3 separate regions of the Homo sapiens genome follow, and all the other regions are linked to region 1. Evidence: chromatin loops called from intact Hi-C (ENCODE). Cell type or tissue: endothelial cell of umbilical vein. All regions are shown on one strand.

The links. A loop is a pair of places that touch in the nucleus more often than their neighbours do. Peaks named below come from ENCODE experiments on the same cell type or tissue, not always from the same donor. Only the 100,000 strongest peaks of a DNase experiment are listed, where the experiment ranks them.
Region 2: it touches region 1 in a loop (13-fold over the local background); 12 of 110 quality-filtered maps call a loop at or near these places.
Region 3: it touches region 1 in a loop (6-fold over the local background); 15 of 110 quality-filtered maps call a loop at or near these places.

What each region holds. Positions count from the first base shown.
Region 1 is chr9:21,786,007-21,794,006 of GRCh38, forward strand. No RefSeq gene overlaps it. Among named protein-coding and RNA genes, the nearest start is that of MTAP, 13 kb to the right of the region's middle. In endothelial cell of umbilical vein, CTCF peaks have their summits at 3,650 (motif pointing left) and 3,853 (motif pointing left); a DNase peak (open chromatin) is centred at 3,775; H3K27me3 peaks cover 476 bases.
Region 2 is chr9:21,430,829-21,438,828 of GRCh38, forward strand. No RefSeq gene overlaps it. Among named protein-coding and RNA genes, the nearest start is that of IFNA1, 5.6 kb to the right of the region's middle. In endothelial cell of umbilical vein, a CTCF peak has its summit at 3,808 (motif pointing right); a DNase peak (open chromatin) is centred at 3,803; H3K27me3 peaks cover 1,477 bases.
Region 3 is chr9:21,190,748-21,198,747 of GRCh38, forward strand. It overlaps the pseudogene IFNWP9. Among named protein-coding and RNA genes, the nearest start is that of IFNA4, 7.2 kb to the left of the region's middle. RefSeq lists an enhancer at 4,633-4,692. In endothelial cell of umbilical vein, a CTCF peak has its summit at 4,570 (motif pointing right); no DNase peak of the experiment used is centred here.

The DNA.
Region 1 (8,000 bases):
ACATTTACATCAGTAGATTGAATAAAGCAGATTACCATCTATTACATAAGTGGGCCTCATCCAATCAAATGAAGGCTTAAGAAAAAAGACTGAGGTCTCCTAAGAAAGCAGGAATTCTGCCACCAGACTGTCTTCAGACTCAAGACTGCAGCATCAACTCTTCCCGGAATCTCCAGACTGTCAACCTGCCCCACAAAGTTCACACTTAGCCCCTACAACTATATAGATATAGATATATACATGCATATGTATATAAGTACATGTGTGTGACATACACTTACACACATACACATGTGTTCATATGTGACATACACTTGACACATGCACACACACACATCCTACTGGTTCTGTTTTTTTGGAGAATCCTAATATAACTGGCATAACTTTCCTGCTAAAAACCAACCAGTGTTTTTATAGAAGGCCAGAGAATGAGTATAGGATTAGTTTATCCCCCTTCTCATAATTAACTTCCCTGTCCCCTTACTCCATGGATGGAAAGGAAGTGGGTGTGAAATGCTTCCTGAGGATGAGCATCATTCTGCATTCTGATGCAAGCATAGCTGCTTCTGCTGCCTTTGCTAACTTCACAGGGGCCTGACCCAAAAGCCAAAAAGGCCATGGGTTTATATTATCTATCACTTCAATTTAAGTTATATGCCTTTCTTCCTGAAAGTCACGGAGTATCTGGAGATGAGAAGTTGCCTCTATTAGAAAAAGCAGGTTTTAGATAGCAAAACCCACTCTGCCAGAAATTCTTTGTTGCCTCTTAGTAACTGTTGTTTTGTACCAGTTCCTCCCCTGTTGAAATGTAGGTATGCATTCCCTTTAGCCCTTTTCCAGGTATGTTAAGATTGGATTATATTTCATTATCAGTTCCAAGAGGACTATCTGTTGATCCTTAAAGGAGCTGCCAAAGAAGGATGGGCTTTCCTCTTAAAATTTTAGACCTTTTGCTTACTCTAAAAAATAAGAATAATACAGGATTGACTAGAAGATTGGTCACTCTTCCATAATAAGATTAAATATTCCAATTTTCAAAGAATAGATTATATTTTCTAATGAAATTTAATAGTAAAATCCAATGATACTCAATTGCCCTCGTATGTGTCCAGTCATTGCTCATGATAGAACTTTTGTTAAAACATGAAAACAATTTACCATCTTGTCCTTCAATCCCTCCTCCAGTAGAACCTCCTTCTTAAAATATTTTAATGCTCTGCGTGCCCTGTAGAATAATATCAGAAGTCTTTAGGGTGCTATGTAAAGGTCAGAAACACCAATGCTCGTGGGACTAGAGGCAAGGCTGGGACTGAATGTGAGACGAAGAGGCCAGGGACAAACTGGGCAGTGCGCATGTCATCCACTGATACTGTGTTGGAATTAGAGAATGATATTGGAAGACACTCCAAATTTTCTAGAAAGCTTGGAAATCCCTATTTTTTCATGTAGAGGTTTCTAAGTTGTAAATGTTGACAGCTTATTTTTTAAAAATACTAGCCATGCACGGTGGCACATGTCTGTAATTCCAGCTACCTGGGAGGTTGACGTAGGAAGGTTCCCAGAGCCCAGGAGTTTGAGGTCCCCCTGGGTAATACAGTGAGACCTTGCCTCTAATAAATAAATAAATAAATAAATAAATAATGAATGAATGAGCGAAACAAACCTCATCTAATTTCCAAATTAACCCTTGGATTCCTGTTTCCAATGCTAGACTCTGACCTATGTCCGCCCGAAAGGCTTCATCTCTCACTCTGCCCCCTTATACTCACACCCTGTGCTCTAACCACATTCCAAGAACGGCAGCTCTTTGAATGTACCACACTGGTTCCTACTTTGGTGCCCTTCAACACATGTTGCCCAGCCCTGCCTTCACTACATGTCCAAAAGCCCTTCCTTGTTCCCTTTTCTTGCCTGCAAATACATATTGCACAGTTCAGCTCAAGGGCCTTTCTTCAAGGCATCCCTCACCCCTACCCAGGCCAAACTCACCATACCCTACCTTGTCACCCCCTATCCCAAAACTGTATATAACGTCCTTATTATATCTATAACATTTGGCTCTTATTTATTTTCTTTACTCCTCCTAAAAGACTCTAAGTTCCCCAAAGGCAGAGACAGTATCTTTTCAATCTCTATTCTCAGCACCTCATGCAGTAGCTAGTATACCATCATCATCATCATCATAATTAACACATTCAGTACTTACCATGTTCCAAGTGCTTTACAAGTATTAACTTGAACTCTCACACAAACCCTGGATAATCACCCTAATTTTACAGATGAAGAAACTGAAGCTGAGTGTCATAAGCTTCAACACCAAATAGTGTAGAGTCAGAGAGTATGGGTCTAGACCTTGCTTCTCTATCATGTTTTCTCCCATATGGCACAGTGGTTTTGTTTTGTTTTGTTTTTTTGTGTGGAAATAAAATTAAACCTAAGGTTCATTTCCTAGTAGTTGATCACTTCAGTATTTCCAATCTCTTTCTTATGTATCTTTCAGTTGCTAATAAAATAGAAAGCTCAGAGATAGTTTTGCCAAGAAGAATTTTATTAAAATACTGCCACTTAAGGACTCTAATCCCACCCAGCCCTCCTGAATTCATCTGGTCTTGATTCAGCCTTGGTGAAAACAGGGTGCAGTCTGACCTACCGATAACCCCATTAAGCAGTTTCTTTTGATGCAAACAGCAATTTAAGCAAATATGCCCTTTTGTTTTCTCTAGAGCTCTTTCTTATCGTAGTAATATCCAAGCTGAGCTTCATGTGGGAAATCAAAGAGCCAAAGACAGGGACTTTTCATTATACACAGAAATCCGACGGAATGCTTTTTATTCCCATTCAAGCAGTTACTACTTATCTGCGTGACTAAGGTATGGAAGATCTAAAAAGAAACTAAGTGCTAGTCTGGCCTCTACTCCTTCACCCAGATGGAAGTTTCACAAGCACGTTTAAAGCTTCGGGTCAAGTGCTGTCACTCTCAAAAACCAGTGGGTCTGCATTTTCCTTTGCACTACAAGTACTCTAACTACAGACATTGTTCCGGTTTTTATCTGATTATAAGTATCCAACTAAAGTAGTTAAATGTTTAGAAAAGGTAAATAACTGATAGTGCATAAGGGAACCTGAAGTACTCTGTTGACACTTAAATTATATAGCCAAGGACAATGGAGGAAATCATTTAGTGCTATTAATCAGTAATCTAACAGTATTGTGTCTGTGTGCAACTGTCTTTCTTTTGGCTAATATCTGTGAATTAATTGGTCATTGAAAAATCTGATAAAGGAATATTCTAAAAGTACACAGTGAAATCCAAATTATTTCTATCAATTACAGCTCACCTTTTCTGAGGCTTAAACTTGACATGTAAAAACATTTTAGTTATCTGTTTCAAAATGAACAATATACCTCTGGTTAAAATTCTACCTTTTAAAAATTAAGGTATTTGAGACCTACAGGGATTAATTCTCTACTTAATATTTACTTTACTTTAGTAGTTTTTCTACAGAAAGTTTGTGAAAGATTTCATCCCCTATATATGTTTCTTTATCCTCCAAAATCTGGTCCTACAACTGTACTCCTTGACCCATAAGGTCAAGTGGTGCCATCTGCTGGTCATAAGAAGTGGTGTCATCTGCTGGTCATTGGTATATAACTATGAGAAAAACCACGTGCACTGTTGTAGAAGCAACTTAAGTAAACTGCAGTAGAGTACACTTACCACTTTAGAATTAACCTTTAAGTTATAACTTCTCTCTTTCCCTTCCCCCTTTCTCTCTCGCACTTTCTCTTATGAAGCCAATATGACTCAAGTTTTAGACTATTTTAAAAGGCAGGTTTGAGAAAAAAAAAAAAGAAAGCAAACTTTTGATGCCCCCTGGTGTTCAGGTTCCTTAGCATTTCTGAACTTCCTCTTTTGCTAAAACTAAAACCATAATAATGTGTTCTTCATTCATTCATTCATTTAGTCATTCACTTATTCATTCATCTAATGAACATAACTATATCATGAACCTATGAATTACACTCTATTTGAGATAACTGGATACCAAATTGTGGCCAACATGACAAGGAAAGAAAAATGAAGAATCTCAAGACAAAATTCAATTGAAATCTGTTTTGAAGTGTCCTTTGAGTTTGTCAGTTCAGTTGTAGCAAATCTGTGATGGCTGCCCTTATAAGTAACCTGAGGAAGAGAGGAAAAGAGGGTAGAAGGTGAAGGGAAGAGAGGGGAGGAGGGAGAGGATGGGCTGGATCAGTGAACATAATATAATCCACTCATGACACACAGAACAGACAACTTGTTGCTTCCTCTTTAAGTGCATTATAAACTAACACTTTTTTTTTTTTTTTTGAGATGGAGTTTTGCTCTTGTTGCCCAGGCTGGAATGCAATGGCCCAATTTCAGCTCACTGCAACCTCCGCCTCCCGTGTTCAAGCGATTCTACTGCCTCAGCCCCCCAAGTAGCTGCGATTACGGGCATGCGCCACCATGCCCAGCTAATTTTTGTATTTTTTAGTAGAGACGGGGTTTCTCCATGTTGGTCAGGCTGGTCTCGAGCTCCCAACCTCAGGTGATCCACCTGCCTCGGCCTCCCAAAGTGCTGGGATTACAGGCGGAAGCCACCGTGCCCGGCCGACACTTTTAAATAAAGAGATAAATGAGCTTGATGGGAATATATTACTTTACGAGCAAGATTTGTGTCTAATGCTTTAACTTAATTGTGGCAATTATTGTCAGATGGTCTAGGAAAAAATTGTGTATCTGGTACATGACTTTTGGGGAGCTCTAGGAAGCCCTCAGCAACATCATATTTCCCTTTGCACACCTCTGCTCCAGAGATATTTTCACAGTTGGATAAGATGCTTCTTAGATGATCACCAATACTCCATGCCTACTCATCAGTCCAGCCACTTGAAACAATCACCAGTACAACAGGACCGCCATATCTCCATGATATGAAATGAAGAGCTCATCCACGTGCCAGGAAGGTGGTGCACCCCAGCTGAATGGGAACAGAAGTTCCTGTGCTCAGGACCCTTCTAGACTTCACTTTATGTATCTTTTTATCTGGATATTTATTCATATCCTTTCAAATACCCTTCATAATAAATCAGTAAACGTGTTTCCCTGAGTTCTGTGAGCCACTCCAGCAAATTAATCGAACCCAAAGGTGGGGGGAGGAGGTTCACGGGAACCCCAATTTGAAGCCAGTCAGTCCGAAGTTCCAGAAGCCTGGACTTGCAACCGGGGGGAAGGAGGGGATGGGCTTGTGGGAGTAAGCTCCTAACCTGTGGGATCTGATGATTTATCTGGGTAGATAGTTGGAATTAAATTAGAGGACACCCAGCTGGGTCCTCCTGCAGAATTGACTGCTTGCTTGCTGGAGGGGGAAAATAAACACATATTTTTGGATCACAGAAGTCTCCTGTGTTGATTGTTATGGTGTGAGAGCACAGGAAAAATGGTTTGAGAGTTTTTCCTAAACAACATGATATACACGTACCAAAATATCACTGTATCCCACAATACATACAATTATTTTGTGCCAACTAAAAATAAAAGGAAAAACAAGAATTTAAAAATCCTAGCATGGTACTGGCATAAAAGCAGACATATAGAACAGTGGAACCCAACAGAAATTTCAGAAATAAACTCCTATTTGTGGTCAATGTAGTTTTGACAAAGATTTCAAGAACACACAGTGGGTATAATGACAGTCTCTTCAATAAGCAGCGTTGGAAAAACTGGATATCCACCCACAGAAGAATGAAATTAGACCCTCATCTCACTCCATATACAAAAATAAACTCAAAATAGATTTCAGATTTAAATGTAAAGCCCAAAACTGTAAAATTTCTAAAAGAAAACGTAGAGGAAATGCCCTGTGATACTGGTCTGAACAGTGGTTTCTTGGATACAACATAAAAAGCATAGGAAATAAAAGAAAAAATAGACAAATGAGACTGTATCAAACAGAAAAATCTTCTGGACAGCAAAGGAAATAATAGAGTAAAGGAACAACCCAAGAATTCGGATAAAATATTTGCAAATCTGTCTTCTGATAAGGGCCTAATATCCAAAATATATAAGGAACTAAAACAATTCAGTAGCAAGAAAACAACCTGATTTAAAAAATGGGCAAAGGACCAAAGTAGACATTTCTCAAAAGAAGATAAATGGCCAACAGATACATGAAAAACTATTCAACATCATCAATCATCAGGGAAATGCAAATTAAAATCACAATGAGATATCAAGTCATTTCTATTAGAACGGCTATTATCAAAAAGATGAAAGAGAACAAGTGTTGGAGGGGGATGCGGAGAAAAGGGAACCCTTGTGCACAGTGGTAGGAAGGTAAATTAGTATAATCACTTCAGAAAACAGTACAAAGTTTCCTTAAACAAACAAAAATACAATTACCATATGATCCAGCAATTCCACTTCTGGACATACATCCAAAGAAAATGAAATGAGTATGTCAAGGAGATATGTGCACTTTCATGTTTATTGAAGCATTGTTCACAATAGCCAAGACGTGAAATCAACCTAAGTGTCCATTATGAATGAATGGATAAAGATGATACACAATTGAATATTATTCAACCTTTAGGAAAAGAAGGAAATTCTGCCCTTTGTGACAATGAGGATGAACCGGGAGAAAATTATGCTAAGTAGAATAGGCCAGGCAGAGAAACACAAATACTGTACTGCATGATCTTACTTATATATGGAATCTAAAAAAGTCAAACTCATAGATGTAGAGAGTAGAACGGTGCCTACCAGAAGCTGGAGATTTGGAGGTAGTGATTATTTGAATGGGGAAAGGGAAGATGTTGATCAAAGGGCACAAAGTTTCAGTTAGACAGAAGGAATAAGTCTGTGATCTATTGCACAGCATGGTGACTATAATTAAGAATAATGTTTTATATATTTCAAAATTGCTAAAAGAGTATATTTTAAACGTTCTTACATAAAGAAATGCTAAGTATCTGAGATAGAAAATATGTCAGTTTGATTTAATTATTCTATAATGTGCATATATGTTCATATATAACATCTCCTGAATATATACAATTCAGGATATATATATATATACATATGTCTCCTGAATATATACAATTATTGTCAATTAACAATAAAATTAAGAAAGATATAGCAAGCAAAAAATACTCCTCTTCCACTTTCCCTCAGTACTTTACAAATACATTTCCCACTGCATTCTTATGAAGTGCTAGTTTAGTAATTAGTAAGCCTCTTTATACTTCACCCTCATTTTAAGTCACCGTTTCCATCTATTTTCCTTTACTGAAATCTGCCTATCCTTTCACTCTACAGCTTTCTCTTAAGGAGGTTGTTATTTTTCCATTCCCTACATACTAGGGGACTGTGATGAAGGGTAGCAATCTCCTGGTTTCTCATTGCCAACTCCAGGTTGGTTTGCTTCCATGGCCTCTAGAAAAACTAATGCTATTAGAAGGTGGTCTCTTCCATCTGGCTCTACCATCCTCTGATCATCCCTGTGGCTTTGATTTACCAGCCCCTCCAACAGCTGGACCTTGTATCATGGTCTTCGTCTTACCCCAAGTCCTATCTGCCACAGTTCTAGGAGATGTAATATGAATGTAGACAATACACACATGGAGATTTAAAAAAAAACAAACCACCTTCCCCCTTTCCCCCATCTGACTAATTCACTTGCTCACTTCTTGGATCTTTCCATAACCTTTAGAACTTATTACTCTTCTAAAACCTTGAGCTCCGATATCTCCCTCCAGGACCTCCTCTCCTTCCCTCTTTCACATTCCCTCACCCTACCCTCATGGCTCTTAGACTCCTTTAAGTCCTCCAGTCCCTTGATCCTCCACCCCCTTGATCCTCCACCTTCCCCCATCATCCAGGTCCTTCATGGCTTCATTGTTCCCCACAGGGCTGGATTTCTTTGATTGATAAGATAAACTTATACTTCCCCAACATCCTCAATTCCTTGAGGTCCTAT
Region 2 (8,000 bases), 360 kb before region 1:
TAATGTGGGTATTTGGTGATCACAACTGCTAATAGCAGCAAAGACCTTTATTAAAATTTATTTAACTCAATTGAAAATAGATCATTGGTGGCTCAATTCTTTTTTTTTTCCCAGTGGGTGCCTTCTACACTTGGTTGGCACATTTAAAGTGCCTACTTTCCACTTCCTGAGGATTAGGTTCCAAAGAACATGTTTGGTAAAATAATAATGCTTTTATCATTTTATCAATTAGTGCTGATTTTAATGATATGTTTATTTCAATACTACAATTTTATTTTATGATTTTTAATAAGATGAGTTTATAAATTAAATAAAAACCACCATATTAGGTAGGTGGGCTGAGTTTGGCATTAACGCCAAACTCATTGGTAAGCTGCCCTTTAAAAGCATTCACTGCCTCAGTGCAGGAAATGGAAAATATTTTTCCATCTTGGTCATACAAAACATCTGGTGGCATGATGCCTCCAGCTGTTCTTTTTGCTCAGGATCATTTTTTCTATTCGAAGTCTTTTATGGTTCCATACAAATTTTAGTATATTGTTTACAATTTCTATGAAGAATCATTGGTACTTTCATAGGGATTGCATTGAATCTGTAGATTGCTTTGGGTAATATAGACATTTAATGATACTAATTCTTTCAATCCATGAGCATGGGATATCTTTCCATTTGTTTGTATTTTTCTCAATTTCTTTCATTAGTGTTTTATAGTTTTCCTTGTAGAGCTCTTTAATCTTGTTGGTTAAATGTACTCCTAGGTATTTTATTGTATTTGCAGCTGTTGTCAATGGGATTGCCTTCTGGATTTCTTTTTTAGCTAGTTCATTGCTTGTATATAGAAATGTGATGGATTTTGTATGTTAATTTTGTATCTTGCAATTTTTCTGCATTAGTTTATCAGTTCTAAGAGTTTTTTGGTAGAGCCTCTCCAAAGAGCCTCTCTTTGGTAGGTTTTTCTACATATAAGAACATATTGTCTGCAGACAGAGACAATTTGACTTCCTCCTTTCCAGTTTGGATGCCCTGTGCTTGAGTCCCTGGCCTGAGAAACAACCCCATGGGCCACCCCGGCAGACATATCCCCAGGATGGCTGAGCAGCTGTGTGACCATATCCCAGGCCTGAATTAATATTTGTAAAGATCTTAGAATAGTGTATCATTCATTGCAAGCATGCGATCTTGTTTTTTTTTAAATTTTTTTAATCTACTTTTTTTAAAAAATATCACAATTACTACTAGCCAGGTTAAGAGCAGAATCTTCTGGGATAATCTAATTCCCTCTCTTTTAACTGTAGGTTTATGGAAGAAATTTTTTTATTGCCTTTCCTTGCCTGAGTAGATTTATTAACTTGGTAGAGTGTTCAGGCAAGGTAATATCCATTACCTTGCCAGAGAGGATTGGTGTTATAACAACTGGGGTCTGATTGCCTGTCTCTTGGGAGGCAGTTGGTGTGACTCCTCCCTTTTCTCCTCAGAGCTGATGACATGTATGCATACAGTTAGATAGAAAAAATAAGTTTTAATGTTAGATACCATGGTAGGGTGACTATAGTTAAAAACAATGTATCATATATTTAAAAAATAGCTAGAAGAGAGGAGTTGAAATGTTCCCAACATGAAGAAAGAATATAAATACTAAAAGTGATAGGTATCCTAAATACTCTGGCTTGATCATTACATATCCTATGCATGTATTAAAATAGCACATTACCGCATAAATATGTACAAATATTATGTATTAGAAAAATAAAAAATACATATTATAATAAAATGCAAGGGAATAAGTAATGTGGACTCAATGAAAGAAACGTCATGTAGCTGGTTTTGCAAAACTGAGGGCAGTTCATTGACCCAGGAGTTGCTCTTCTTGGAGCCTCTAGCAGAAGCTGCCATTTCCCTGCCTTTGTATACCTCAACATTGGCCTTCATTCTTCTTCTTTGCCAGAGCACCTACTCCTCAATTTGGTTGCATTGAATTTTGCTAGCTTACGCTTTGCAATTTTGTCACTAGAAAGTCACTTCCCTCTTTCACTTTCATGACATTTGTACTTACGTTTGTTTTCTGTTTGCTCACAAATAATGTCATGTTTTGCTTTTTAGGAAAGTTCAAATGAGAAACTAAAAATCTGAAATCTTGAAAAGTACAGAGGAAAACTATGTGGCTTATTTGCCTTTTACTTCTTTTTATTTGTGTTACTTCATCATGAATTAGAATGTAATACAGAAAGAGTAAGACAAACTTTGCCCAGTAAGTAAATCATGTGAACAGAAATTATACAAAAATTTAAAATGGAAAACCACAAATGAGTAAAGGAAAGAAGGCTATTTCTCCCTGACATAATAGCCTGGGCCTAACTGCCTTGCATTACCAGGGTGAGACAGAGTAACAAAGAACCCTAAGAGAATCATGCTGAGTGGATGAACAACTGAAAGTCACTAGTTTCTGTCATATTAGTTTCTATGAGAGACAAAATCATCATTGAATCCCCTGTGCCTAGCTCTGAAAGGTCAAATATAACAAGTATTCAATAGTTTTAAGTATTGGATAATAAAAATAAGACTGGAGCAATAAAAGCTATACTTGGCAAAATACAAATTGTTTGCTTACTTGAGTAAAAATTATTGCAATTGAATAATTCTTCCACCTACTTAGACAAAACAAATTTTGCTATCAGTATCTGAGCACTGTGGACACATTTGATACCTGGGGATATGGGGTCAGGACAGGAGGAGGTAACCACTGAGAAGCAGAGTCCTTCACACAAACACTCTAGGGGAAAGGGCAAGGGTCTTAGAGGACTAATTATTTTGGCTCAAGGAAATAGTCCCCTCCTTAGTGAAAGAGTTCAAAAGTTGTCAGCCTGCCTCAGGGAATGAGCTGGGGAGAGCTTGAGTTGAGGACATTGTCACTCTAGAGGAAAGGGTGTTACTGGATGTGATAAAAACTTTGTGAGTGAAGTGATGGTGGGAAAATACAATTATCTTAGAATTTGAATCGCCGTATCCCCATGCACCTGGAAAAGACCAGGATTCTTGCTAGGGATATTGTTGGGAACAAGCCCCCCCAAATCTGGCCATAAACTGGCCCCAAAACTGGCCATAAACAAAATCTCTGCAGCACTGTGACATGTTCATGATGGCCATAACGCCCATGCTGGAAGGTTGTGGGTTTACCAGAATGAGGGCAAGGAACACCTGGCGCACCCAGGGCAGAAAACTGCTTAAAGGGATTCTTAAGCCACAAACAATAACATGAGTGATCTGTGCCTTAAGGACATGCTCCTGCTGCAGTTAACTAGCCCAACCTTTTCCTTTAATTCGGCCTATCCCTTCATTTCCCATAAGGGATACTTTTAGTTAATTTAATATCTATAGAAACAATGCTAATGACTGGCTTGCTGTAAAAATATGTGGATAAATCTCTGTTCCAGGCTCTCAGCTCTGAAGGCTGTGAGACCCCTGATTTCCCACTTCACACCTCTGTATTTCTGTGTGTGTGTCTTTAATTCCTCTAGCGCCCCTGGGTTAGGGTCGCCCTGACCGGGCTGGTCTTGGCAGGATATTATCACAGACTGAGGAGCACTCAGTAAGAACATTATGGGAAGAAAGGGCTATGTCTATAGTAATCCTGACCTGGTGGCCCCAGTGAGGCGTAATCATATGGACCCGCATGAATGTATTTTAGAAGAAAGAGAAACATGATCACAGCTTCTACTGTGAATAAAAGAGTTAACAAAACCCAATTATTTGTTCTAAAGAGCTTATTGTCGCAGATGGTCTGGTAAATTGCCAACCAAATACAGAAACCTATCCGGTAGAGGGCGCCTGATTTCCTATGTAAAGCATGGAGAGTAAAATGTAGCTTAGAATCAGGGCAAAAATTTTGCTCCTGACATAGAAGAGAATATTTATATATGAAAAAAATGTATGTGGGCATTTTTGTGTATGAGTATTCACATTTCTACATACACTTCAGTTTTTTAGGAAAAAAGATATTTCTAATTTAATTAATGAAAATCTGATATCTGATCAAATCCTCATCCCACGCACTCAATATATAATTACCCTGGCTTGCCTTTAGAAAGAATTATGTTCAGGTTAGCAAGGATCCCCCTACCTTTGATGTCTCCTTTTAGTGATTTTCTATCCACTGACCCCCTCATTCTGCTTGTTGGGTATAAACCCCAGGCTGTCTTTGCTGATTTATGAGCTGAGCACCAATGGGTCTCTCTCCCGTATTGATATGGTTTGGGTCAGCATCCCCGCCAAAATCTCACATGGAATTGTAATCTCCAGTGTTGGAGGCGGGGCCTGGTGGGAGGTGATTGGATCATAGGGCGGTTCCTCACGGTTTAACACCATCCCCCTGGTGGTGTCATGGCAAGAGTGAGTTATTCCAAGATCTGGTTGTTTAAAATTGTGCAGCACCTCCCCTGCTTCTCTCCTCCTGCTCCGGTCATGAAGGACATGCCTGCTTCCCCTTAGCCTTCTGTCATGATTGTAAGTGTCCTGAGGCCTCCCCAGCCATGCTTCCTGTAGAGTCTGCAGAATCGTGAGCCAATTAAACCTCTTTTCTTTCTAAATTACCCAGCCTCAGGTTTTTCTGTATAGTAATGCAAGAACTAATGCACCTATCATGATAGTTTTGACACCTGTTGCAATACTTTTAAATAAAGCCTTCCTTACTGTTATACCAAGTGTCAGAATAAATTTTTCTTTACCAGATCCTTAAATTAAGGCAGTACAATCAACACTGCAGCATACTCTGGTGACCTACAACATAAAAGGCATGAACCAGCTGGCAAGTCAGGTGACTCAGGGTCTTTTGTCATCTCAGTCCTCATCCTCTAATGCCATGGACTCTCCTCATTTCTCCAGAAGTGTTTCCATTTCCACACCTTTAATAATTCCTTTACTTTAGTTAACCTTTCCAGGTGTGCTCTCCCTGAGCTCTGAGCCTTAGTTCATTGGTTTAGCTCTGATTTAGTTCATGTCTGTAGCCTGACAATGACTTGTTCTTTCTTAAATTTGTGCTACACAGGTGGAAATCTAAAGTATGGTGCATATTTGATTAAAAGAATAGTACTATGTAGAATTTTAAATGGATAGAAATATATAGGGTTTATGAATACATTTACTGGGGCAAACAACATGTTTTACAAATACACTCATGTTTATGATAGTGTATCCTCAAGAAGACAAAACTAGAATATAACGTATATACTCCTTTACAAGGAGCATAAGTAAAGCGGGGCCCAATTTCATTGTAATGTTGCCATGAGCAAATGGGGCATTACAGTGAAGGAGACAAATGGAAACTGAAGAGAAAGACTCTGTCATTACATAGGCAGGACTCTACTAGGAAAGGATTGACTGGTCTATAAATCAGCTCTGGTTCTTATGGCCCGAAATATTCCCAGAGAGCATGTAAGAGCTAAGACTTCAGAGTTGAATTTTCTGCATCCAAACTGTAGCTCCAAAACTTAATAGCTTCCTGTGCTTTCATTGTTTCTTTTGTAAATGGGGACAATAGTAAAATCTGTCACTGTGTGCCTTGGTCAGTGATATCTCCAGTGAATAAATGGGGTTAGGGACATGGTAGATGTTCAGTAAATACGAAAAACAAAAGTATTCTTTATTGGCTAAGTGAGCATCGATTATGCAAGTGCTAAAAACAGTGTCTGACTGAAAATAAAGACTGTCTAGAGTTTAGATATCTCATTCCTCTTATTAACATTATCTTTATTATATAACTCTATTAAGTTGGGGAAGTGTCCTTTGAAATTATCAAGTCTCTTGTTTCTTATTAGAAATATAACAAGAAAAAAATTGATCTTTGGAGTGTACTTATCCACTAGTGGAGAGCTTGGTGCAATGAACACTTAACTATTTTCCAGAGAGAATATTGCACTCTCTAAAGTTTGCCTTTCTTGTGTATAAATGCTTGCAGTTGGTGTGTTTGCAAGATGGGCTTCAGTAAATCTGAAAACACCCTGTGGACCAGGAGTAATTACTTTTCTTCCAGCCCATACTTATTTGCTACCTTTGACCTATATCCCTTCTACCATTTTGCTTCTGTTCTTTCCCACCCCTTAACCTCCATCATGGCTGGGCTGAATGCAGCTAAGGTACATTTTGTCATTGTTTTTTCTTAGTGGGATATTACTTCCATTTACATTTTAATCACATTTAGATATATTTTTGTTTTATTTTTGTCCCCATTCATTAGGGTGCAAAAAGTGACAATTTTTGCTTTTTATGAAAAGAGAAAGAAAGATATCATGTCTGGCATGCTATGGAAAACAACTGTACAAGTCATTTATGTTATAACATTTACATCTCATTATGAACATTTAGGACAAAGATGGTTTCCTTTAGTTGGATCAGAATCAACAAAGAACCTCTGAAGTTTCTTTGGAAATTTGAATTTTCATGCAAAAAAGTGTTTTTAATCAAATTGAGGATATTTTTTCAATTGTGTATTCTCATTGAGTATGATGCTACTCCCAAGGGTGTAAAAGTGTAGTTCTTGAGAGTGGGAACAAATCTTACAGATTTAAATGATTTGTGGCCCTTCAAAGTTCAACCCTATCTAACAAAGTCTTATTCCTTAGTTTTTTGTTTTCTCCCCATTGGGTTTTCTTGTGTATCACATGAGAAGCATTGACATTAAGTTCATGGAAGATACACAAAATGTATATAAGTTCAGTGTTACAAACCTATGGAAAATGAGTGGCTGTGATTGCAGTACTTTCCAAGGCTTACTAGATCTCACAGTCATATCAAGAGATGTGTCCTCTGCATACATATGTTTTGTCACTGGCCATCTTATAGTTGTTGCTTATTTTTGATCCTTAGCATTTCTAACTGTGTTGTGGGCTTTGAGGATAATTTATATTTTATTAATTCTACAAAAATTGTTCAGCACATCAATAATTAGGTCAAGCATCGAAGAAAAAAGTCTTGACAATATTTAGGTGACTAGCAGCTAGTGAAGTTAAAAAATTTCACACATGCAACAAAATTAAAAGTTAAGTACAACCCTGCCACAGAGGCCGGGAGAGGCGACTGGCCCTTTGTTGGTCTGTGAGAAATCAAACTTCCAACATGACAAGCAGGAAGCCTGCGGTTAAGGGAGTCAGCGTGTCACAAATACAAGCACCTGGGGTCTTCCAAGAGCATCATACCTCCTCCAGCCCCTGGAGCCACCTGCTTTCCTAACTGGCTGTGGGAAATGGCCTGAGGTCCCAGATGCTGCCACTGTGCTGCTGCCTTCCACTCTCTCCAAGCAGAGCGCAAGTTCAGCCACCTTTGAAAGACACCCACCCCCTGGCCTGGGGATGCACAAGTTCAGAGCTTTGCAGGGAGTAACCATGGGTTATGGCTTCATGAAAATGTCCTACTCACCAGTGCCTTTTTCGCAGATGTGGATGTGGAGGCATGAGGGAGGGTAATTATTGGATTACCAAGGTGCTGCTAAGAGCAGAGGAGGAAACCCCTATTCCCAGTCATATGTCTGGTGTGACATTTCACTAACCCATTTAAGTGCACAGGCCTCCAAATATCTACCTAATGAGTATGATGGTTTGGGCATTTTACACTTAAAATCACTGGCCTCATGTCAACTGAAGCCTGACTGGCCAGTGTCTCAAAGTCACAGATGATGACCTGATCCCTCAGGAACAGATGGTGTTTCAGCTTTGTGGGAGTGACTGTCAAGGTATGGAGCACTTAGGTGGTCTTTGAAACCTGTCAGGTTTCACATCTCTGCTTTGAGTGAAAAGCTCATCACCCACAGTAGTGAGGAATGTGCCTATACTTGCTGGGGCTGATCTGTTGAAACTTTATGTGTAGACAATGGAAACATCCAGGAGCATTTCTGCTTTCATGTAGCCTCTTAATAATTGATGTCCCTGAAGTCCTGTGTCCTCAGGGACAGTTCCTCTGATTCCTGGATTGTACCAGCTTTCATGATGTTAAATCTAATCTGTAAAACTCTG
Region 3 (8,000 bases), 600 kb before region 1:
ACAGTCACTGTATTTCTTCTCTTTCAGGTAGATTCTCTGGATTCCCATGGATTCCCTGGAAGTACCTCCTCAAGGCCAGTATAGGGCCCCAATCACCCCCACAGATTCTTCCTCTCCTGTTGCCTGCCCTAAGCAAGACTCCAGGCATTCGAGCTGCTGATGAAATCCAGTGTGGAGCTGGTCCAGGAGGGTCATGTTCCAGGCAGCAGAGGAGCGCTCTGTGGGGAAGAGGCTGAAGATCTGCTGAAGCATCTCATGGAGGACAGACACAGCCTGGGCCTTCTGCAAATGACTGCCATCCACATCTCCAGGGGGAACCTGAAGTCTCTTCTGTCCTTGAGACACAAGAAAGTGGAGATTCTGCACATTTGGCCCAGAAGTGCCAAGGTGTTCCTGCTAAGTAGGCCACGGTTCTGAGGCAGTTCAAAGCCCAGAGATCCAACAGGGCCACAGTGGCAAAGCAGCAGGGCCACCAGTAGAACAAGCAGTAGGACCATTGGGAAACGAGGGTGCTGCTGGCCTAGCTGAGCTGGGGTCGGGATGAACCCCGCACTCCAGGTTCTCTCAAGGCATTCTTTTTATGCATGGCTTATAGCTGGAAACAAATAGTTTTCAGGATTGGCCAAGATGGCCGACTGGAACCTGCTAGTGTGTGCCACTCTCATGGAGAGAAATGGAAGGGGCAAGTAAATACAGCACCTTCAACTGAAACAACCGGGTGCACACATTGAGACTCAAGAAAACAACTTGACCCATGGAGAATAAAGCAAAGTAAGGCAGGACAACTGCCCCCCCAGGAGTGACACAGAGCCAGGGGAGCCTCTCCTGCCCAGGGAAGTGGTGAGTAAGTGAGCAGCCCTGGGGACCCACGCTTCTCCCACAGATCTTTGCAATCCTCAGGTCAGGAGATCTCCTAGTGAACCCACTCTACCAGGGCGTTTAGTCTGACATGCAGGGCTACGTAGGGTTTCAGCAGAGCAGCCACTCTCGCATGCATGGGTACCCTGGAGCCTTAGATACCCAGGCCTCCCCACAAAAGAAGCTATAACTCCAGCCAAGCAGGACGCTAGACCCCTATACATACCCCTAGGAAAGGGGTTTCATCCAGGGCGCTGGGCAGTGACAAGTGACAGGCCCACCTTCCATGGCCTGTCTCAGGGTAAGACCCACTGACTTGGGAATCCAGCCAGACACTGGTAGCAGCCTCATACCTCCCTGACATGGAGCTCCCTGCGGCAGGGGGTGGGCTGCCATCTTTGCTCTTTCACAATCTTAGCTATTGGAGCCTTTGGGTTCTCGGGAGTCCAAGGCAGCTAGGGACTGGAGCAGCCACCCAGCACAGTCCAGCAGCTCTACGGGGAAGCAGTCAGATTGGTTATTCATGTCGATCCCAAATCCTGTTTCTTTTCACCGGGTGAAATCTCCCCACTGGGGTCTCCAGTCACCTCCACCACTGTTTTCTAGTGGCCAGCAGTTTCGAATATCCCTGGGATGGCGCTCCCAAAGGGAATGGTAGGTTGCCATTGTTGCTGTTTAGCAGCCTTAGCCATTCTTGCAAATGCCATTCTTTTGTGCTGGGGGTGGTAGCAGACCCCCAGCACAGCACAGCTGCTCTACCAAAAAGTGGCCAGACTGTTTCTTCACCTGATTCCCTGATGCTGCTTCTCCTCAGTGGGAGGGATATCCCCACCGGGGTCTCCAGCCACCTCCTGCATGTATGTTGCCGGAGGCAACAGGTTGTACCTCTCTGGAACAGAGCTCCCAGAGGGAGGGGCAGGTCCCCATCTTCACTGTTTCATAGCCTTCACTGTTGATATCTTCAGGTACTGAAAAATGTGAGGTGACTATGGTCTGGATTGGACCCCCAGCATATTGCAGCAGCCCTATGGAAAAGTGGCCAGACTGTGTGTTATGTGGGTCCCTAATCCCCTATCTGCTCACTGGGTGGGTCTGCCAGGCCTGGGTCTGCAGCTACCAGCTGGGGCTATTGAGCCAATGGCAGCTCTGCATCTCCCTGGAACAGAGCTCCCAGTGAGAAGGGTGGGTTGCTATCTTTGCTTTCTCACAGCTCTTGCCCTTGCTGTCTCCAGGCTCTGGGGAGTCTGTAGGGAACAGCGGCTGCTCCAGATCCCCAAAACAGAGCAACTGCCTCACAGAAGAGTGGCCACACTGTTCTCCACGCAGTTCCTGGTTGTCACCTCTCCTCTGTGGGCAGAGCCACCTGACCAGAGACTCCAGCACAGGCATTCTTCCCTTGCCTCGTCTCCTCAATCAGGCAGTCCAGCATTTCTCCAAGAAAGAAATCCCACAGTCAACCCATAACCCATCCACCATGACCGTTGCAGTGGGACAGCCCCAGCAGCCCTCCGGCTGGGGAAGGAACAAAGGCCTATTCACTACACTGGCACCTCCAGCACATCATCACCACTGTATGAAGAGGAGTCCAGCCCCTCTTCCCTGAGAATCCCTGTCCCTATTCTTCAGGAGGCAGGGCCCCCTGCCCATGACTGCAGAACAGTCACCCTACCCATGGCTGAGCATATCCACTGGTAGTTGACTAGAGTTTCCCTGGGGAGAGGCTCCCACAACCATCCTACCTCTGCCACTGCCACAGCAGCAGTTTTATCCTTGCTGCCTTGGGTCTGGGGAAGAGACAAAGAGTCTGAAGCTCTTTGTTTACAAGCTTACATCATGCCACAGTCACCTGAACTTCCAGCACACTGCAGTTACCACATAGTGAGGAGAACAGTCTCCTCCTGGTAAGTTTTCCACCTCCTGTTTCCCAAGAAGTGAAGTCCCATACTTACACCAGCAGTGCAGCCACCCCACTCCTCTGGCTAAACACTCCCATTAACATGACTTCACATTTCTAGGAGGTGGAGACCCCAGGGGTAACAGAAAGCCTGTCTAACACTGCCTCTGCAGTGGTACTACCCCAGCTACCTTGGAACTAATGAAGGAGCAAGACCCCAAGTGCCTTATGCATACCTCCAACAAGCTGCTGTCAACCCAAGAGAGGAGGCCAGTCTGTCTGCCATTGGTCAACCATCCACCCCTCACATCACCAGGCAGGGAACCCCTGTCTTGGGCCCACAGCACAGACACCCCCATCCGAAGCTGAATGCTCTGAGTGATTGCTCACCTGCATCTCTGGGGTGGAGCCCCCAGGGGACAAGCAAAAGACCCTCAGTTACAACTACTACTAAGGTCCCTTCCTTCAATGCCTCCAAGTCGGGGAGAAAACATTAACCCTGAGATCACCTCAGAGCTGTTATGTACAGCCTGGGAGTGCCAAGATACAAGCTACAGTCAGCACTCCAGTGGGAGAGGAGCCCACACTTTCATAGCATTGAGAAGGAGCACGGCTGCAAACGTGGGGAAATACAGGGGAGCCACGTGACTGAGCAAGAGCCTTACAACTGACCACTCCAACTAAGAGTCACCTACTAGGTCATGCCCAAAGCATGACACTAAAAAATGTCACTAACATACCCTCATTAAACCAAAGACAAGTCAGCTTCAAATAAAGACCCTGCACAAAGCTGCAGCCCTGTGAACACATCCAGAACTGAAGTCTACTTATTGATTGAACTCAAGCTACATTCCCATATGTAGAGACGAGAAAGAACCAACTGAAGAACTATAGTATCTCAAAAGGACAAAGTATCTTATGTCCTCCAAATAATCTCACTAGTTCTCCAACAGGGGTACTTAACCATAATGAGTTAGCTAAAATGACAGAAACATAATTCAGAATAGGATAGAAAGGAATTTCATTGAGATTCAGGAAAATGATAAAACCTAAACCAAGGAAACTAAGAATCACGATCAAAGGAGAGAGGAGTGGACTGACAAAATAGCCAGTATGAAAAAGAACCTAACGGACCTAGTATAGGTACACTACTAGAAGAATTTCACAATGCAATCACAAGTATTAACAGCAGAATAGACCAAGCTGAGGACAGAATCTCAGGACTTGAAGACTGGCTCTCTGAAATAAGACAGTCAGACAAACATAAAGAAAAAAGAATGAAGAGCAATGAACAAAAGCTCCAAGAAATAGGGGATTGTATAAAGAGGCCAAATCTAAGAGTCACTTGCATCCTTTAAAAAGACGGAGAAAGCAAACAACTTGGAAAATATATTTCAGGATATCATCTATGAAAACTACCACAACCTTGATAGAGAGACCAAAAGTCAAATTCCCTTGAAGTTCTACACCCAGATTGACCGGCTGTTCTCATTCCTAGTCTAGCACAATCCATAGAGGAAGGGATAAGTTAGGAGGCCCCGGGGAGGCTGGGCAGGCTGGAGGAAAGGGACACATCCTGACCCTTTGTCTTTCCCCATAGCTGTCCATTGCCCCAAGACGACATGTCATGCCTGAAGCTGGGAGTATTTTCTCTCTCCATGATACAGAAGTTAAGGAAATGGGCTAATTCCAGTACTGGGGTCAGTTCTTTCTTGGGAAGAGCCTCTTTTTAGCTATGAAGATAAATCTCCTGCCAGGAGGCCTGCTTCTGCATTAATAACCTGCTCTCCACAGACTTGGCTGCTGTCTTGGTGCACTTTGACCAGTTGGGGGCTCTCTTTCCCTGTAAATGTTGTAAGAGTCTCAAAGTAAAACGGAACCTGCCTTTTATTTCCTTTTTTGCTAAGCTACTGTTATGTCACTGTAACAGCGACATTCCCTCTTTTACAGAAATATTCATCATAAGAAAGGAAAAAGAGTATTTTATAAAAGAGCTTCTGAAAAACCTAGAACTTTCACTGAACTTCTGCTTTAATTTGTGATTTTGTGCTCTTAAGGGGAAAGTGATGGGTAAAACCCACAAGAGAACTGAAAACAGCTGTATGAAGAGGCAGTGCAGGCTAATGATGAGTGAAGAAGAGAGCACAGTGCGCATTTCTAGAGGAAGAGGAAGGAAACTAGTGTGATATGGGAGTGGAAAATGGGATACAGAAAAGCAGGGAGGAGAGGGGAAAGTGTGTCAGCTCTCAGAACCAGCAAAGATGTATACTTTACTTAAGTTTAGGAGACTAACTTCATATGGGAGTGTACTCTGGAATTCTGAGAGCCAGGAAACAAATGTTCCAGGTGCCAGAATCAGTTAACCATCGACACGTGTATTCTGCCCTTCAATCTAGATGCTGCTCCTCTGACAGGTATTTATACAAGCCACCATTCCAGACTAAGTAGGACTTTGAAATGAGTTGAGACAATTTTTCAGCCTCTCTACAATTCATGACAGAATTCTGTTGTTTTACGCTGCCTAAAAACAATATATACAAGCAGTATGGAATTTCAATGTAAAATAAGTTATTATTATTTATACCAGATGTGTAAATTTTGTGTGAGGATTTCCTTAATAATTATTAATCTCCTTTTTTCCTCATTTATACACAACCATCTCCTGCTCTCTGAATTTCCTTGGTTCATGTTGTATTTTCGGCTGATTTTGACCAACTTTCTTTCTTTTTAAATTTTGCTTTAAGTTCCGGGATACATGTGCAGAACGTGCAGATTTGTTTCATAGGTATACGTGTGCCATGGTGGTTTGCCTCACCTATCAACTCGTCACCTAGGTTTTTTTTTTTGAATTAATTTCGTATTTATTTTATTTTAACCATCCTTTCTCCTCCATTACAGTATACATTTCATGAAGACAGGAATTCCATGTTATTCTATTTCCTATAATTGATGCTTAATACCTATTGTCAACTGATTCTTTTCTCTGTGCAATTCCTCTGGAGAAATATTTTGTTCTGTGCCAAGAAACAGTTTCATTCAACGGTTAAGGTGACTTGTGTCACTGATCTGATTTCCTTCTTTTACATTAACTATCAAAAATCTCAGACTTATTAATAAAGACATGTCTTCATAGGGTACATCTTTATAATGGTCTTATTTTTATTTTATTTTCCTCCCTCTTTTTTTTCATTTTACTTTATTCTGTCCTAAACATTTAAAGTTTCAGCTAATTTTAAAGTAAAAGATGCTCAATGGGAAAAGCTCACACAAATCAGAGCTACCTAAAAGTAGAGTTGGAAAGTCCCAAGGATCTTTTTCTCTGAGGCAAGCCTCTTTGCTTCTGAGTGCTTGCCCTGCAGACTGGCTTATGAAGAGGTCACCATCTTTTCAGATTCCAGGGGCCCGTAATGTTCATACCACTGCAGTATTCTTACTACACACTGTAATAATCTGGAATAATAAGATCGTAGGCACTCTTTCTTGCCCTCACATGTGGATCTGCCTTCTCCTTTTAAACAGCCATGTAACGTTCCCTATCTCACCTACTTTGAATTTTTATATTCTTGCTGCTCTAAGGTTTTTTTTTGGAGCAAGGAAAGCAATTAAAAAAAATAAAATTTACTTTCAAAAGAAGAGTAGAGATAATTAACCAGCCCTTGCCACCTAACTAAATATAATTCCCTAGTAACTCCTCTTGGAGCCACCAGGTTCCCTGGGAGTGGAATTGCCTGTGGAAAGGCCTATGTGGATTCTGAGCTTGGGAAATGGTGACGGAGCCCTCTCTCTAGCCTCTCAGCCTGGCCAAACACGGTGAAACCCGTCTCTACTAAAAGTACAAAAATTAGCTGAGTATGGTGGCACGAGTCTGTAATCCCAGCTACTCGGGAGGCTGAGGCATGAGAATTGTTTGAATCCGGGAGGCAGAGGTTGCAGTGAGCCGAGATAGCACCGCTGCACTCCAGCCTGGGTGACAGAGCGAGACTCTGTGTCAAAAAAAAAAAAAGAAAAAAAAAAAGTAAGAAATGAGTGAACATTTCAAAATGGCAGGAACTGGTTAAGTTTAAAACTGAAAACTTTCATTCTGACAAGAAAGCAGTCATTCCTTTTCTCCATTAACAGAGATAAAGAAAAGCTTTTCAAATCTGTATATGGCTACGTTGATTGACGTCCGAGTTAAAAATGAAATGTCGGCCGGGCGCGGTGGCTCACACCTGTAATCCCACCACTTTGGGAGGCCGAGGTGGGTGGATCATGAGGTCAGGAGATGGAGGCCATCCTAGCTAACATGGTGAAACCCCATCTCTACTAAAAATACAAAAAATTAGCTGGGCATGGTGGCATGCACCTGTAGTCCCATCTACTCAGGAGGCTGACACAGGAGAATCACTGGAACCCAGGAGGCGGAAGTTGCAGTGAGCCGAGATTGCGCCACTGCACTGTAGCCTGGTTGACAGAGCGAGACTCTATCTCCAAAAAAAAAAAAAAAAAAGAGACAGAGAGAGAGAAATCTCATTTCCCTGTTGCTCAGTCACATTCCTATAAACATACTACTTGCATGCCTGGACAGTTATCACCTTCCAACCTCTTATCTCGGTGATTTCCCAAGCTACAGAGTAAGATAGGTGGAGAATTTTTGTACTTTTAGTAGAGACAGGGTTTCACCATGTTGGTCAGGCTGGTCTTGAACTCTAGCCTACACAACAGAGCAAGACTCCGTCTCAAAAAAAAAAAAAAAATAGGCAGAGAAGGGGTTATTTACATTTCACAGATGAGGTTCACAGGCCCTGAGTTATTTTTGCTACAGTCAACGTGAACAATAAAAACAGCAATTGTGCCCTCTGGTTTGAAGAGACCTGGCTCCACCCACCTGGTGGGGAAAACTACGCCTCCACCCTGGTCCCATGCCTGCCAGCTCTCACCTGGACTCCTCTGTTGTCTCACGTAAGTCACATCTAAGTATGACCTCAGCTGCTCAAAGGACTGCTGAGAAAGTTAGTCAAGTTATCCAACCAACACTCAGCAAACTGAGGACCCATCTGGGAGGTGGAGCCACCCTACCCAATCACAGCTGTTGGGAGTGTATCTGTCTCAGTGGGTGGCACAGCTGAGCTCCTACCTAGAGGTGGCCACCATGCTAGGAAGCACCTTCGCCTTGGACAGTGGGCTCAGGTTCTGGCTCTGCCACTTATTAGCTATGCAGTCTTGGGCAAGTGACTTTACCCCTCCTCACTGCAGCTTCTTCATTGTA